Linked DNA regions of Homo sapiens: region 2 is linked to region 1. A link is a contact called in ENCODE Hi-C or POLR2A ChIA-PET data. All regions are on one chromosome and are shown on one strand. Each heading gives the region's core, a stretch centred on a gene start or an enhancer-like site at or near the end of the contact. The rest is flanking DNA. Distances are from core to core; before and after follow the strand shown. Region 1 overlaps KCNN3 (potassium calcium-activated channel subfamily N member 3). Region 2 overlaps KCNN3 (potassium calcium-activated channel subfamily N member 3).

Region 1 (3,805 bases), core at 758-3,257:
CTTGCAGTGAGTCGAGATCGCACCACTGTACTCCAGCCTGGGTGACAGAACGAGACTCCATCTCAAAAAAAAAAAAAGAAAAAAGAAAAGAAAGAAAACTCAAGCCCACCCTTTAAATGCTCATTCTCAGAAGAATCTTTGCTGACCAGAGAATCAATATATGATTAAAATAAACTGGGTTCTATCCCTGGTGTCCACACCACCTGGGAAACCCACATCGTTATCTGTAATCTAGACTGGGCTATGTTTGTGGAACTAAGACCACGGCTTTCATTTCCACAGATACAATATCCATTTATCATCTTTCCCTTCCTCCTCTTCCCGCCAGTGAACAGGCCTCTATGGAGACCTGGTGATGGGGTCCCTAGCGAGGAAGAGACCATCTTAGTTTAGGAGCCCACTTATGCACCCCAGCATGTTTGCTAATGAAGAAGATTCCTCTGGACAGGCTTGGGGTGGGGTCAGAGGAGACCAACACAGGGCTTAATATATGTGCCCTAGAAATGAACAGGAACACTGGAGATGGGGGATTGTGAGCTGTGGGACTGGAAGGAGAGGGGAGCTGGCTAAGCAGCACCTTGGGCCAGTCCCATGAGAGGGGGAGGCCGGAGCCCACTGAGGACTTGACCACCCATGAGACAGGGACAGTGCTGAGACTGTAAGATCAGGAGCATGTGGCGTTCAGCGCTGTCTTATCTGTTGTGCCACCACCACCTCACCCCTTCCCCTTGCTCCAGATCCATGGAAATGTCAGCTAACCTAGAGGCCTTGGTCATGGGTCCCTCGAGGAGCAACAGGAACAGGAAGGGTGCCTAAAGCGGTTACTAAGTACAGGATGGAGGTGGAGAATTCAGCAGAAAGAGTTTGGCATCAGATGAGCTGTCAAGAGAGAAATGGAAGTTTCCAAGCCCCCAGAGACCAGTGGAAAGACACCGGGTCCCCTCCTGTGTGGGGTGGGAGTTTGTAACCAATTATATTTGAAGCAGTAAGGCCAAGTGACCCCGGCCAATCCTTGGGTTGCTGTGGCCACACCTTGGTCTCATCATGTGCTCCACCCCAGCCATCTTTACATTGCTGCCAGAGCAAATGTTCTAAAATACAAACCAAATCATGTCACCTCCCCTTCTAGAACCTTTCCGTGGCAACCCAGAGTGTCCACCCTCCTAGCTGCACTTGGCCAAAAGGGCCTTTTCCCACCTGGCACCAGCTGGCCCCTCTATCCCCATCACCTGCCACACCCGGTGTCTCATCCCAGCTAAACCAAGTTACCAGTAACCCCTAAGCTTGCGCCCTTCCATCTTCTGTACAAGCACTCCCTCTTCTCAGCTTCTTCACCAGAGACCTCCAGATCCAGCGTCCCACCCTTCCACAGGCCTAAGCTGGTCCCTTCTGACTCCCAGGTGGGGCTGGGTGCCTTCCTCCAGTATTCCCCAGGCCCTGTGCCCCCTGCTTGTCACAGAGCCAATCCCCAAATGGCAGCTGGAGAAGGATGGCCAGACAGTTGGGGAGTGCTAGCCCCCGTTTCAGGGGGCGGAGGGAGCAGGGCGGCGGTCTCCATTAACAATGGTAACAGCAGGGGCCATGTATTGCAGCCTCACTGTGCACCAGGTCCTGTGCTGTGTGCCTTACAGGCACCATCTCATTTAGTCCTTAACAGGATTTTGAGACAGGTATTCTTATTTCTATTTTACAGACAGGGAAACTGAGGCTCGGAGAGGCTAAATAATTTACTACAGGTCATACAGTTAATAAGGGGCAGACCTAGGCTCTACAGCCAGGGCAGGCAGCTCTCTTGACTACTGTGTGTGCTGCCCCCAGGCTGTGCTAGGAAGGCTTGTTGGGCTGAGCCCCAGTGTTTGCCTATCCCAGGCCAGGCCAATAGGTGTTTCTGGTTCTTTGTGTGCCTTGGCAGATCCAGGAGTCAAAGGTTTCTGTGCATCTGCTAAGTCTGGGGTAAGAGGTATCGTTTTCTCAACAGGAAGTTTCTGATAAGTTTCTTTCCTTTTGACACATGAAAGGATCCTGCTGAATGTTTGGGGGTAGGGGAGGAACAGCATCATCACTGGGGCTGCTGGGCCCTGATTGGTTCTAAGTCACCTGTTTACCACTAAGGGAGAAATTCTTTAACCCTGGCTTAGGGGATATTTTTAGCAACTAAAAATAAATAGGTTTTTGGATCTTTGAACAGCCTAGGGAGCTGAAGAACTGAGGTCAGGACCAGGTGGTGGTGGTGGGCAGGGAGTGTTTGTTTTTTCCCCAACTGACTAAAAGGCCCTTCACCTCCTTCCCAAGGGCCAGCTGCACTGTCACCCCTTCAGGGGGAGCTTTTCCTGATCTCCCAGTGGCGGGGGCAGCACTTCAAACAGCAACAAGCCATTTGGTGAGTCCAACTTGTTGGCTGGGGCCTAAGCACTTTTCTTTTTCTTTTTTTTTTTTTTTTTTTTTTTTTTTGAGACAAGAGTCTCACTCTGTCTTCCAGGCTAGAGTACAGTGGCACGATTATGGCTCACTACAACCTCTGCCTCCTGGGTTCAAGCAATTATCCTGCCTCAGCCTCCCGAGTAGCTGGGATTAGTACCCAGCTACCACGAGTAGCTGTGCACCACCACACCCGGCTAATTTTTGTATTTTTAGTAGAGGTGGGGTTTTGCGATGTTGGCCAGGCTGGTCTCAAACTCCTAGCCTCATATGATCAGCCATCCTCGGCCTTCCAAAGTGCTGGGATTACAGGCATGAGCCACCACACCTGGCCTCCTAAGCACTTTTCTTTACATCAACTCTTTGAGTCTCACAATAGCCCCATAAGAAAAGTGAACATCCCCCAGACCTCATAGCAACTAAGTGGTGGAGACAGGATTTAAACCAAGAGGCCACACTCTCATCTATTAAGTTTCCATTCTGGCCGAAACCTCCTTCTTGATCGTCCATCTGAGCCGCATTCCTGTCCACCTGCTTGTCAGCACCCTCACTAAAGCAGGGGTCCTTGAGGACAGACATCTCCTTGGTCACTGTCCTCCACAGTGCCAGGCACAGCGCCCAGGGCCACCCAAATGAATACATAAAGGGTTTAAGGTGTCAAAACTATATCAATGTGACTGTAAAGAAATATTTTAATTGTTCACCATTTTTATAATCCTCCTAAGGCAAAAGAGTCTTTTGTAACATATGCACAAGATAGAAAAAGAAATCAAAGAATATTTTAAAAGAACTGCTTATTATAATTTTTTAAAAAACCCTGGAAACAACCTGAATACACATCAATAGGGAAACAGCTGAATATATTATGGTACTCATACTGGGGAACATTATGTAGCTGTTTTTAAAAATGAAGTGGATCTATATGTATTGACTTAGAAAATGTTCATGATATATTGCTAAGTAAAAAGAGAAACTTACAGCATAATGGGTATAGTGTGATTCCTCTTTTTTAAAAAAGCAAACACCAACACATAAAAACAAAAATGCCCATATATGTGTATGCATGTTGGTACATTTTTGTATAAGCACACACAAAAGGTGCATTAATCACCTCTGGCTAAACACTAAATTGTTAACACTGGTACTACTGGGGACGCAGGGAGATGGGAATCAGGGAACCTATTGATTTTTTTCCTTTTGATAATGAGAACACACCTCTGTGTTAAAAGAAGCCTATATTGCTTTTGTAATTTAAAAAAACCCAATAAAGTATTTTTTAAAAGAGCTGTCATGGAGAAAGCCACTTGTGGCGCCTAATGGTGATGTTTTAAGCATGGCCATTCTTGGAGGAAAAATAATTGCCCAGGTCCTTTCCTGCCCTGTAATT
Region 2 (3,805 bases), core at 941-3,440, 37 kb before region 1:
CACCTGTTAGCTGTGTGGCCTAGGGAAGGCGCTTACCTCTCTGTGTCTTGGGCTTCACTTCTGTAAAATGAAGCAGTAAAACCTTGCACGGGACTAGTGAAAAATATAAAACTCTGCATAGTGCCTGACACAAATTTTGGAACTTAGTAAATGAGTTCATTTGGTCAGCAATAGGAATGAGCCCCCTCCTGTGTGCCTGGCTTGGTGCCTACTTGGGAACTTAGAGTTCTAGGAAGAAGGCAGACACCAAGCAACACCAAGGCAAAAAAGGGCCGCGTTACAATGGAGACAAGTGATGCCAAGTTGGGGCACGGGGCCACTGCGCAGGGGACACACGGCTATCTCAGAGGAGCAGGTATGGGTTGGGATGACAGTGCTGCGGGTGGAGTGGCAGGCTCAGGAGAAGGCTGAGGTGAGTTGGAGGGAGAAGCAGGGCGGGGAAAGAACTCTGAGCATCTTCTCAAAGTTGCCAGTGCTGGGGTTTAATAAGCAGAACCCCGTGAACTCACAGGCACAGCTGGCCTGCACTGTTACTCTTGCCCCAAACCCCTCCATCTTCTTCCTCCTTCTCCTCTATTTTTCCTGCCTTTGCCCCTCTCTGTTCTTTCTTCTTCTCTTTCATGCTTCTTTTTCTTTTTTTCTCCTTTGAAGCACTGTCTCCACCTCCCTCTCATCTCTCCTCTCTTGTTTTCCCTTTCACTTGTTCAGTCTCTCTCCCACCCTCCCCTGTGAGGACCCACAGAGGAAGCTCTGCCCTAGAGGGAAAGGGTTTCTGCCTCCAAGGAGCTGGCTATCCCTTGGGGACATCAGTCTTTGTTTGCTTCAGGTTGATTTTGCTTAATCAGCAAACTTGCATTTTGCACCCACTGGGTGGCCAGATACAGATGGCATCAAATGTCACCAGGCAGAATCCTGTGCTGTAAAGTGGGGAGGGTAACATCTGGAGTAGGTGCATGGGTCCCCCCAACGTGGGACATCTCTGGAGGGGTGGCAGGTAAACTAAGCTCAACCGATCCCCAACTCTGCTCATTACCTGCCCTCTCCCTGCTGCCCAGGTCCCCTGCAACCCCGGCCCTCTTCCTCCTGCACCTCCTATTCGTGGGCAGTCCCACCAGCTATCCAGCCAGCCACACTAGGACACCAGACACTGTTCCTGAGCTTCCTCCCCATCACTCCACATCCAGTGAGTCAGTCCGGTGGAGGTTGGCTCCTCTAGCTCTCTCAAAACTGCCCTTGCTCTTCATCCCAGCCACCACTGTACCCAGGGGTGGTGGGGGCAGCATTCTGTTACTACAGCAGCCTCCCCAGCTGGTGTCCCGTCTTCCCCTCAAATCCCCCTTCCACACTGCAGCCAGGGAAATCTTTCTGAAACTCCAGACCCTCCCCTGCTCCCAATCTACCAGTGGCTCCCCCTCTCCTAGGTGTGGGAAGAGGAGAGGGGACGTTCTCAGCCTCTGCACAGCGACACACTGGGGCAGACAAACAGTCTCTCTGGGGCTAATAGTAGTTGAAGGATTGACATTTGTGAACGATTTATTTTTTTTGTTATGGCAGTTTCAAGGCTATCCTGTGATAATATCACTCTCGCTATCTGGTACTCTGATTTGCTTTCTTCAGTGGAAAGGAAGGGCCGGGACTCCAGCTAGCCTGATGGAAATGATTTATAACCTGGGGCACACCCACAGCAGAAGTCGGCTGTCTGAATATCATCTCTCCTGCATCGCTGGAATCAAAGAAACAAGTACATAAATAAGGTTGGAAACTGTTGGCTGATAGAAGAGTCATTCCAAAATCCTTAGGCTGGTGAAAAAGGCCCGTGCCTGCTCCTGTAGCGTTGAGTGCACTGCCGCATCTTATGACACCCCAGCAAGCAACTGCTTATTCTCTCCTCCAATCCATGCTCCCCCACCTCCGAGCTTCCCTCATGCTGGCCCCTCTGCCCGGAGGCCCCTTAGGCCTAGGAAATCACCTCCTCCGGAAAGCCGTCCCGGATCAAGTGCCCTCTGTGGAGCCCCTTCTTCCCCATTCTCCCTCACTTCTCACCACCGGCTCTTGGCCATCTCCACCCCCAGCACCAGCCTCCATTGGTTGGTTGGTTTGTCGGTCGGCAGGTGCTGAGAAAGCTGGTCAGAGCTACTGAAGGAAGCTGTGAATGAACAAGGACTTAGGGGAAAGTGACGTTTAAACCTGGTCTCATCTCACTCCCTGCTGTGGGCCTCTGCTTTCTGTTTAAAGCCATTCTGGGTCTCTGCTTGCTCTCACAGCTGCTGTCTGTCTGTGGTTTTCATTGAGCTCCACCCGCCCGGGGCCCTCAGTCTGCCGCCCGCGCCTGCAAGCTTTCTCTCTCCTGGTTGAGCCTTTCCCGACATCTGCCATCAGTCACAGAGCGTGACTTGGAAGCAAAGGGGCTTCACAGTTCATCGTTTTTTATATACAGAGAGAAGAACAACAGTAGTTGGGATTCTTGCAAAATACTTCCTCAAAGATCTTAGAGATGATCTACTTCTCATTTCATTTTATTTCTGGGGCTATCTCTGTGTGGTAGGTAAGACTGGATGCTAATCTTATTTGAAGAGATAACAATAATCACTATCATTTCTCAAGTGCCAATCACGTGCCATGTGGGCCAAAGCTTTATGCGCATTACTGAATTTAATCCTCAAAAAACAAGACTCATAACTGTCACTTCCTATTTTACTGAATTGGAAAATTAGACCAGGTGCAGTGGCTCATGCCTGTAATCCAAGCACTTTGGGAGGCTGAGACAGAAGGATCCCTTGAGCCCAGGATTTCAAGACCAGACTGGGCAACATAGTGAGATGCTGTCTCTACAAAAAATGAATAAAATTAGCAGGGCATGGTGGTACGTGTCTATAGTCCCAGCTATTCTGGAGGCTGAGGTGGGAGGATCACTTGATTAATTACTAGATTAGGAAACTTGCACAAAATAAAACATCAATTGAGTGGCAGGGCCCGAGTGTGTGCTTGGACTTGCCTGCATCCACAGCCCTGTCTTTGACCATATTGCACCTTGGAGGAGCCCTGTCTTTGACCATATTACACCTTGGAGGAGGTGGAGACCTAAAAAGGGAGGTGAGATGAGTGGAGAGACTGGTGGGGATTCTCTCTCTCTCAGGTATCTCATCCTGGATCTGTGTTATAATGAGCCATGCTTCCCAGGAGAGTAAGACAGAGCCAGGGCTGCCCTGTTCAGCAGCATAGGTTGCGCACTGTGCAACTCCAAGGAGTGCCAGTCACGAAGACTTCAATGTGAATGGCACCCCCTGGAGGGAAGTGCTGCATAGGCAGTGCTCCTGGCAAGAGCCCTAAAGAAAAGACGGGTGTCTTGCTCTTCTCAGTTATGCTTTCCAAAGATAATTAAAGGCAGGCAGCTCCCCAGGCAAGCAAATGTTGTGGAAGGCACACAAAGCTGCAGCCTCACCTAGGCAGGGTTAGTGTGGGAAGGACGTGGGAATCACCCTGTGACCAAGAACAAAGAGGAACAGCACAGAACAAGTACCCTGGGAAGGAATTTTCTTGTTTTTGTTTCCCAGAGCAGTGGGGTTCCCAGGGCAGGACGTGGGAGCTCTGGTTGGGCGTCTTTCCCTGCCACAGAGAAGACAGGGTGCCAAGGAGGAGCCTGGGACGTCAGGGCGAGTGGGAAGAATTCTGACTCAGCAGAGGTTGCAAAGTAGCCCCCAGGGAATCAGAGAGAGAGGAAGATAGAGAAAGAGAGGGACAGGGATGGAGACAGAGACAATGGCTGGAAGGGGAGGAGTCTGAGGGCAAGGGCACCTGGGTGAGG

What was found. A loop is a pair of places that touch in the nucleus more often than their neighbours do. ChIA-PET counts read pairs that join two places held with the same protein, here RNA polymerase II (POLR2A). Pooled maps may share reads with other maps.
Region 2: a loop to region 1 is called in a pooled map, with 2.8 times the contacts of the local background. The contact joins two enhancer-like sites. A Hi-C loop is called at or near these places in 7 of 168 maps with a recorded cell type or tissue (CD4-positive, alpha-beta T cell, CD4-positive, alpha-beta memory T cell, astrocyte of the cerebellum and 3 more), 6 of 37 single-sample maps with no recorded cell type and 13 of 50 pooled maps. POLR2A ChIA-PET finds 5 or more read pairs at or near these places in 15 of 52 experiments (CD4-positive, alpha-beta T cell, CD4-positive, alpha-beta memory T cell, CD8-positive, alpha-beta memory T cell and 10 more).

Annotation. Positions count from the first base shown.
Region 1 is chr1:154,783,149-154,786,953 of GRCh38, forward strand. The region is part of intron 2 of KCNN3 (potassium calcium-activated channel subfamily N member 3); the gene reads right to left. Among named protein-coding and RNA genes, the nearest start is that of KCNN3, 85 kb to the right of the region's middle. Within about 2 kb of position 2,008, at least 6 of the 41 ENCODE cell types and tissues checked have a DNase peak (open chromatin) inside an H3K27ac peak, as active enhancers do; they include CD4-positive, alpha-beta T cell and GM12878, where a contact is called at or near this core.
Region 2 is chr1:154,745,966-154,749,770 of GRCh38, forward strand. All of the region lies in intron 3 of KCNN3 (potassium calcium-activated channel subfamily N member 3), which reads right to left. Among named protein-coding and RNA genes, the nearest start is that of KCNN3, 120 kb to the right of the region's middle. RefSeq lists enhancers at 2,328-2,537, 3,433-3,805 and a silencer at 3,186-3,235. Within about 2 kb of position 2,191, at least 12 of the 41 ENCODE cell types and tissues checked have a DNase peak (open chromatin) inside an H3K27ac peak, as active enhancers do; they include CD4-positive, alpha-beta T cell and GM12878, where a contact is called at or near this core.